Regions from separate parts of the Homo sapiens genome. Here region 1 is linked to region 2. A link is a contact called in ENCODE Hi-C or POLR2A ChIA-PET data. All regions are on one chromosome and are shown on one strand. The core of a region is the stretch at or near the end of the contact, and the rest is flanking DNA. Distances in the headings are between cores, read along the strand shown.

Region 1 (4,511 bases), core at 747-3,246, 640 kb after region 2:
TCAACAAAATGGCTAAAAGTTAAAGACTGACAATGAAAGACTGACAATACTCTGTATTGTTGAGGATTTCGAGCAACTGGCACTCTCATACTTTGCCGGTAAGAATGCAAAAACAGTGCAACTACTTTGAGAAATACTGTTTAACAGTTACTGAGTTAAATGTATGCCTACCTTCTGACTCAGCAATTCCACTACTTCTCAAGAGAAATGAAAGCATCTATCTACACAAAGACTTGTACAAGAATGTTCAGAGCAGCTTCTGCACAAAGCCAAAAACTGTAAACGTTCAAATATTCATCGGGTGTATGTTTATACAATGCAACAGATGTACTAAACGACTCTCAAAAACATTGTCTCAAAAAGGAACCTAGACAGATGCAAAAGAATATGTTCCCTATTGTCCTGTATTATTCCATTTATATTATGTTCCAACCCAAAGTCAGTCTATTGTGAAGGGTGGCTGAACAGTGGGTAACTGTTAGGAAGGAAAGACAGTACTGACAGGAAAATGTCACCTGCTCTTAGAAATGCTATCTTGATCCAGGCAGTGGCCATAGGTGTATACAAATGTAAAAGGGCACTGGATCTGTAGTTTTGTTTTGTTTTGTTTTGTTTGCGATAGGCTCACTCTGTTGCCCAAGCTGGACTGCAATGGCACGATCATAGCTCGCTGTAACCTTGAAATCTTGGGCTTAAGTGATGCTCTTGTAGTTGGGACTAAAGGCGTGCACCATCACGCCCAGCTATTTGTAAATTTGGATGGGGGTTGGGGAGCAGGTCTCGAACTCCTGTCCTCAAGCAATCCTCTCACCTTGGCCTCTCAAAGTGCTGGGATACAGGCGTGAGACAGGATTCTTGAAGATCTGTGGTTCAGCCAGTATTCTTGAAAATTTGTGCATTGTACTCTGTGTAAATCTTACTATAGCAAAGTATTTAATATTAAAAGGTTAAAATAAAAAGCACTACCAATCACCTACAGAAGAAGGAACAAGATTTCTAGAACAGCCACTGACTGACTGGGTGAACGGTGGTGTCACACCATATGCTGAGGAGCACAAAGTAACACACTCTATCTCTGCTTTTTTGCTTTGAATAAAATGCAGGAGCCAGAGAAAACACTAATCAAGCCACTCCCTGCTGAAAATTCATTGCTGGAATTACGGAACCTAGATTGTTCAGAGGCCCTGACGTCTGAGCCAGGCGCTGAGCTCAGTGCCTTTACACTCATTACTTCATAACCTTAACAAGCCCATGAGTTAAGACCAAACCTGCCTTTGGATTGGGAAACCCAGGGTCAAAAAAGCACTTTTCTCAGGATGAGAGAAAGCATACTTATCAATACATCTTGTATTCATCCATGCAGGACATTACAGCGCTATGCGCCTCAAAGACACTGGGTAGATGTCTGCAGAATGGACGAGGGGAAGACACGCAAATTTCTGAATGACTGACACTCATTAGTCCTGAACCTCATGCTAAAGGCGACCTCGAGGGGAAGAGGCAGTCCTTCTATTAATACTAAGTCAGTAATAACCTCCCTACTTCTTCTTCTCTCCTTACAACACAAGGCGTTGTAAGCCCATGTGTCCAAACGAAGGGAAAGAGTAGTCATTCACTCCGCGGGGCAGCGTCTTTCAACCCCAACGGAGACCGCACGCGCAGCGCCCCACATTACGCACGCGCCCTGGCTCGGCTCCGCCCCGCCAAGTCCCGTTTCGCGACGCGCACGCGCAGCCTGGGAGCGCGACTGCGTACCTGCGCAAAGCTGGAAGCGGACGCTTTTTTCTTCTTACTGGCGCCATAGCCCCCGCCGCTGCTGCCATTGTGGGAAGGGCTGGCCGGCCTCTTCTTGCTGTTCCGGACTATTCCGGGAGTGGAAGTGGTGGCCACAATTGGAATTTGCGCCGCCATCGCACTCCGAGTCTTCCCCTGGTCCCCCCACCTTTTTCCCAGCGCGGGCCTTGGAACTTCCTTTCCGCTGTTACTTCCGTCTTGATGCTTGAAAACCCGGCCTGGACTCCAAGCTGTAGCTGGCTTCTCTCGGTGCAATCTAAAAGGCGGAGCTCGGAGTAGCCTGTGCCGTCGGGACGGGAAGATGTCAGCGGGCGTTGTCCTGCCACTCGGGCGCTCTGGGCGTGGGCCTTGGGTGGGGCACGTGCCTGGAAATCCCCATTGATAGAGGAATAGAAAATCTCCCAATCTTTTTAAGTAACTACGTTTTAAAAAATTAATGAGCGTGTTGTCTTTTCTCATATAGAAGAGTGATTACTTTTGATGTCTGTAAGCCTAAAGCTGGGGTCGTTCTCAGTAGACCGCCAAGCTACTGGCTTCTCCCTCTATCCCTCCCTGCCTTCCCACGCGGAAAAGGTTTGTATATAAATAGCGCCCAAATGGACATGAAGGGTAGAGTGGTTCTTAATCTCTCCCTTTTTTTTTTTCTTTTATTTGAGACGGAGTTTCGCTCTTGTTGTCCAGGCTGGAGTGCAATGGCGCGATCTCGGCTCACTGCAAACTCCGCCTCCCGGGTTCAAGCGATTCTCCTGCCTCAGCCTCCCGAGTAGCTGGGATCACAGGCATGTGCCACCATGCCCGGCTAATTTTGTATTTTTAGTAGAGACGGGGTTTCTCCATGTTGGTCAGGCTGGTCTCGAGCTCCCGACCTCAGGTGATCTGCCCGCCTCGGCCTCCCTAAGTGCTGGGATTACAGGCGTAAGCCACCACGCCCGGCCGGTTCTTAATCTCTTAGGATTCACAGACTCTTGAGCATGGAATCTGTGCTTCCTATCCCTGCCGCACACCCCCACCTCCCCACCACCCCATTAAATGTATACAGACACAGACAAAATTTTACAGATTTCAGGGAGGTCACAGATCTACTAAAACCTATTTAGGAACCTGAGTCCCCCTACCCGCCTTGTTCTTTGCCTCATTCTACCCTATATTTTTACAGAACCTTTGCGACATCATATAACTAAATGATTTATAATCGGATGGTTAATGTCTTTTTTGGCTCCTGCTAGAATGTAATCTGTATGAGGGAAGGGTCAGTTATGTCTTGTTAACTTATCAGTCCCCCCAATCACAGTACCTTGCAAGTCATTGGTGCATTATAAGTATTTTTAATGATGTATTTAACGAATGAACTAACTCCCTGCAGTGATTGGTGGAAGCTACTATGTTTGAATACAGGAAGTTGATGTATATGAGTCTTGATATTTGAAATAAACAGGCTGCACAATGACTTAGAGGTGAGAGAGAAGGAGCAGTTAGGGAAACTTGCAATATTGTTACTGACATATTTTTTCCTTTAGAGAAAGGAATAAGCCTACCAGTGTTGAAATGTTCTTTCCCACACCCCATCTCCATCCCTATCCTCATCTAAAGCTAGTCTTTTCCTCATTCCTTAACTCAAGGACTCACCTCCAACAAGCCAGTCACCTAAGCAAACTCTACTGTCCCCACCTCCTCCCATTCCTCACCTCCTCAGCTCGCTTCTCTCCTTCACGGCTCCTGCCCTGGTGAATCTGTATCCCATGTCTACATCTCAGCAACAGCCTCCAGATGGACGTTTCGGCCGCCATCTTTCCCTTATCCATTCCTGACCCCAGACCATCCTTCACACTGGCTGCCAGAATGGGATTTCTAAATTACAAATATAATCATACCACTTACTTTCTTACATTCTTCAGGGCCCTTTTGCCTTCAGGGTAAAATTTTTTTTTTACCTTCAGGGTAAGAACGTTTTGGCTTGTCATACAAGGTCCTTAATGACTGGGCTCTGGGCCGGGCGCGGTGGCTCACACCTGTAATCCCAACACTTTGAGAGGCTGAGGCGGGCAGATCACAAGGTCAGGAGATAAAGGCCATCCTGTCCAACACGGTGAAACCTCGTCTCTACTAAAAATACAAAAATTAGCTGAGTATGGTGGCATGCGCCTGTAATCCCAGCTACTCAGAAGGCTGAGGCAGGAGAATCGCTTGAACCCGGGAGATTGCAGTGAGCAGAGATCGTGCCACTGCACTCCAGCCTGGCAACAGAGCAAGACTCCGCCTCAAAACGACAACAACAACAACAACAACAACAACTGGGCTGTGCCCCATTCTGTTGCTTGGTTCCCAACACTTAATTCCTTGTGTTCCAGCCAAGGACTAACTCTATTTCCTAGAATGTATATGTTTTCTTAGCTTGTCATATTTTTGTTTCTATTATTTCCTCTCCTGGGAATGCTTAGCTCCTTGCCTGATTACCATCCATTTTGCCTCAGTTCAGATGCTACTTCCAATGAAAAGCTTTCTGCCATCTGACACACCTTCCTTCCCCTTCCCTTTCCCTGTCCTCACGCTGTGCACGTGAGCACAGGGGGACCTGCTGGGCTGCTTCCTGTCATCCCTTATTGAGTTCAAACACCAACTCCCTACTTTTAAGGAGTCAGACAAGTGGATGCACCGCCATCTGGTTTCCTGTTACTAAATTCAGGCCTGATCTTGTCTGATTCCTTTCTTTCTGAAAT
Region 2 (4,629 bases), core at 287-2,786:
AAAGCCTAGTCTTCTTTAGTCTGTCATCATAAAATACTTGAGTTAGAAGGGACTATAGAAGTCATCTTGTTACCAGTGAAGGGTCTTGACCACGAAGTTGTCCAGGGTCTTGGCATTTTGAATAAAGAATTGGACAAAACGCACAAACAAAGCAACAAAAGAATGAAGCAACGAAAGCAGATTTATTGAAACGAAAGTACACTCTACAGAGTAGGAGCCAGCTCCCGTAAGCGGTTCAAGAGCCCTAGTTACAGAGTTTTCTGGGGTTTAAATACCCTATGGAGGTTTCCCATTAGTTATTTGGGTACACCCTGTGTAAATGAGGACTTGGCCCAGGACCACTCTGATTGCTTGCAGGAGGCGACCAATCAGAGGCTGAAGTGAAGTTACAAAGTGACATCCTATGCAAACATTTGATTGGTTGCAGGAGGGGACCAATCAGAAGTACTTTCCATTATTCATCTGCCTCACCATACAAAGGGAGTAGCCTCGGATCCTTTTGTTACTTGGGTGTGGAAAGGCGAGGTTTTCCTTTCCATTCAGTTCTAGGAAGTCAGTACAAATCGTCCTTAGTTTCGCTGCCTCCAGTCCCTATTCTCCTGACTCAATCAGATTCTGCCGCTGCATTTCAGTGCACTTCTCAGAGTCAGAAGCTAGGGAGTAGCAGGCCTTGGAAAAGAAATGTGGTTTCTCCTACTACTCCCACGCTGCAAAATGAGTCTTGCTGTGGGCTCCATTTCAGACTAGCTTCTTACCATGCCTTGAATAAGGCTGGTATTCCAGTGTATTTATGTGGCAAACAACACAAAAATAAATTCAAAGACATTCCCTCGTATAAATATCATACTGTTCTTTCACAAGGCACCTGTAGTTGGGAAGTATTACATTCTTTTCTTTTTGTTTTTGTTTGTTTGTTTGTTTGTTTGAGATGGAGTCTCACTCTGTCACCCAGGCTGGAGTGCAGTGGCACGATCTCGGCTCACTGCAACCTCTGCCCCTCCAGGTTAAAGCAATTCTCTGCCTCAGCCTCCGGAGTAGCTGGGATTACAGGCGCGTGCCACCACGCCCGGCTAATTTTTTGTTTTTTTTTTTTTTTTTTTTTTTTTTTTTGGAGAGACGGGGTTTCACCATCTTGGCCAGGCTAGTCTTGAACTCCTGACCTCGTGATCCACCTGCCTCGGCCTCCCAAAGTGCTGGAATTACAGGCGTGAGCCACCGCGCCCAGCCCATTCTTTTCATCTTTCAGTTTGGGTGCCAACTATGTTCCAGGTATATCTATAACTCTGAGTCATACTTTTTATAGTAAGTACAGATGCCTCTTTGCAGAAACCCTTGTCAGAATTAGTCCTGTTTTCTTCTTCCATACAAAAAGACGAAATGAAGCAAGTTCTTTATGACTATGTTTGGATTTTACCAAGTTCCTGTTGATTGCATGGATGTTTCCGGAGGCTCTATCTTTGCTCTGCTCTTCAGACACTTTAACACCTGAGCACGGCAGAGCTTTGTTTTTCGTTAATGCATACTTTCATTTTTGTCTTAAAACCACAATGAACTTTCTCAACGATCATGTTTCCCTTTCCCTTTTCACTTTCGCCACAAGAAAACTGAAAGCTGAGTCACAGCCAGAAGTGACAATGAATATGAATGATAGGCATTTCTATGTGCTAATCTGACGCTTTGCTGCATACTAACTCTACATACACTGTCCCGTAAAATTACTGTAACAAACCTAGGAGATAGGCAGTATTATTCTACTCGTTTAATGGATAAGGAAACTGAGATTCACAGAAGTCACACAGAAGTTGCAGATATCATACCTTTCACTTAGTGTATATATTTATGTACTTATATATGATTTATAAGGAGAAATTTTTTCTTAGAAAAAAATTTGTATAATTGTGTGTAATTTATGTATATATTTCCTAAGAAAAAAATTATCTTGTATAACCATGATACCATCTTCAATTCGGGAAAGTTAATGTTGATATATGGTATTTAATATAAACCCATATTAAAATTTTGACAATTGTTCTAACACTGTTCTAAAAGAAAGTAGCTTTTAACGGCCGGGCGCGGTGGCTCACACCTGTCATCTCAGCACTTTAGGAGTGCGAGGCGGGCGGATCACGAGGTCAGGAGATCGAGACCATCCTGGCTAACACAGTGAAACCCCGTCTCTACTAAAAATACAAAAATATTAGCCGAGCGTGGTGGCAGGCACCTGTACTCCCAGCTGCTGCAGAGGCTGAGACAGGAGAATGGCGTGAACCCGGGAGGCGGAGCTTGCAGTGAGCCGAGATCACGCCACTGCACTCCAGCCTGGGCGACTGAGCGAGACTCCGTCTCAAAAAAAAAAAAAAAAAAAAAAAAAAAAAGAAAGTAGGTTTTAACACACATATACATTAGAAATAATCTGACAGACTATCAGAATAAAGGCACTTCTTTAGAGATGAATACATGTAGTGCTAGGAAAGGAAAATCACTATTTAGTCTTGTTTTCTCATTCTCCTTGGAAGGTGGAGGTTACACCACAGATTTGTTATTATACCTACATTTGGAAAACGCTGGTGGAAACTTAGAGAAGATTGAATGAAGACACTCTTAAATTAATTTTTAATTGAATTCGATGTCATATTTTTAAGAGATTACTACTGTAAGATAAATGTACAATTAGATTTTTTTAGTGTTGACTAATTCTAAATTAATTTGCCATTACTCTTAATGGCAAAAACCGCAGTTACTTTTGCACCAACCTAATAATACCAGTTAACGTTCTCTGATAGTTTTTAAATGCTTCTCTTAGTGTTTCTCACCTACAGTTTTAGAAGGTTGCTTTAACCCTCTTCCCAAAGTGTTTCTGTGGCCAAAGGGCCAAAATTACAGAACAGTATCAAGAAGAGAACTGGAAAGAAATCAGAAACATTATCTATTCTTGTACCAAAGACTACTGTGGATGTACCTGGAACACCATACACAGACAAGGTCAAAAAAAAAAAAAAAAAAAGAGAAAGAGAAAGAACACCTCCTGAATTTGTCACTGAGGAATATTCTTGAATGGGGCAAGGCTTTTGAAATTAGAATGCTTCAACCCAGGAAGACAAAGACTAAAATAAGATACCATTAAAGCATATAAAATTATGATGTTTCTCATCCTCTGGATTCAGAAAAGAAGCAATTTTAAAGGAAATTGAAAGAAAGATTGCTTCAAGAGTAAGCAGTCCTTACTCTTGTAAGGATTGCTTGTAAGTGGCAATAATAGTTAAAAATATAAATTTAAAAATTTATATTTTATAGTTAAAAAGTTAAAAATATAAATTTATTCAAAAAGAATTGTGAAATATTTATAAATTTTAAATTCATAATTCATTATAGAAGAAGCCTATAAGAAAGTGAATTAGAAATGTCCTCCACTGCTTTAGGAGGCTGAGGCAGGAGGAGCTCTTGTAGCCAGGAGTTCAAGACAAGCCTGGGCAACATAGTGAGAAACCATCTCTTAAAAAAGAAAAAAAGATTAGTCAGGCATGGTGGCACATGCCTGTAGTATCAGCTACTCATGAGGCTGATGGCGGAGGACTGCTTGAACCCAGGAGACTGAGGTTACAATCAGCTATGATTATGCCACTGCACTCCAGCGTAGGCAACAGAGTGAGACCTTGTCTCTAAAAAAAAATAGAAAAAAATAGAAATGTATCATTTATATCACTAACCTGTCCTCCCACAAAATATCTTTCAATTGAGTGAGTCATTGACCTAGCTCACTGTGACATTTTTATATCATCAGTTTTTCGTTGCAGAGTTCTTGTCATAGTTTCATTTAATATGCTATCATTGAGACTAGCCATATCCATTTATACATTAATACATACATGTTTAAAGTTTCCATGCAGTTTTAGTATGTAAGTATGAATATTTCAAACTCAAACAGAAATCTTTGGGGCAATGGGAAAATTATATGTATTACTTATTCAGTAATAATCATTCAGTAATGGATTTGGAATTTATTTGGAAAGTATACATATACTTCAGAATTGTGAACCATTAACATTCCTCATCATACTGTTTCATTTCTTTCCCCCTTTAAAGATCTTTTTGGTACCTCTTAGTGTCAACATAAATGATCGAGTATAGATTGTCCTTAGTTGTTTTCATTCTTGCTGACAGTTTAATAAAAGGTCTGTAAAACAAAACAAAATTAAGCATGAACCTTATATATCATCTTCACTTGTTGAACAAGTATGTAGAAATGCCTTTATTTTGACTTCACTTTATGAAACCAAACTCAAACCCAAAAATTTAAATGGATTGTATCTACGTGCTGTTAATATCTCACCTCTGAGAGACACCTCAATGGGTGCTGAAGATTTCAAATGTACTTTTCTAAATATATTTCCAAATACTAAGGTAATCAATATTTTCTGTGAATTTGCAAAAGGGTTCTTAGATTTGGAGAATCTGGAAGATTTGCCTTTTTCAGTGACAATTTGGTTTTTGTTTGTTTCAAGGGACCCCATAGCACATCACAGGGCCCACTACATAGTAAGCATTCAGAAAATATTTCATTCAATGGTTGATTAATTCAGGGTAGAAAGGTCTGAAGGAAACAAAAGATCTAAAAGGACTTTAATTCTG

The links. A loop is a pair of places that touch in the nucleus more often than their neighbours do. ChIA-PET counts read pairs that join two places held with the same protein, here RNA polymerase II (POLR2A). Pooled maps may share reads with other maps.
Region 1: a loop to region 2 is called in a map of CD8-positive, alpha-beta T cell, with 4 times the contacts of the local background. The contact joins the promoter of INO80C here to the enhancer-like site in region 2. A Hi-C loop is called at or near these places in 3 of 168 maps with a recorded cell type or tissue (CD4-positive, alpha-beta memory T cell, CD8-positive, alpha-beta T cell and naive thymus-derived CD4-positive, alpha-beta T cell) and 10 of 50 pooled maps. POLR2A ChIA-PET finds 5 or more read pairs at or near these places in 1 of 52 experiments (activated naive CD4-positive, alpha-beta T cell).

Annotation. Positions count from the first base shown.
Region 1 is chr18:35,495,964-35,500,474 of GRCh38, forward strand. INO80C (INO80 complex subunit C) reads right to left here and starts at 1,997. Exons shown (of 5, transcript NM_194281.4): 1 at 1,756-1,997. The coding sequence starts at 1,911. RefSeq lists enhancers at 1,015-1,164, 1,435-1,554, 1,905-2,174.
Region 2 is chr18:34,859,140-34,863,768 of GRCh38, forward strand. All of the region lies in intron 16 of DTNA (dystrobrevin alpha), which reads left to right. Among named protein-coding and RNA genes, the nearest start is that of DTNA-AS1, 94 kb to the left of the region's middle. RefSeq lists a silencer at 506-800 and enhancers at 1,403-1,502, 1,513-1,642. Within about 2 kb of position 1,537, at least 6 of the 41 ENCODE cell types and tissues checked have a DNase peak (open chromatin) inside an H3K27ac peak, as active enhancers do; they include CD8-positive, alpha-beta T cell, where a contact is called at or near this core.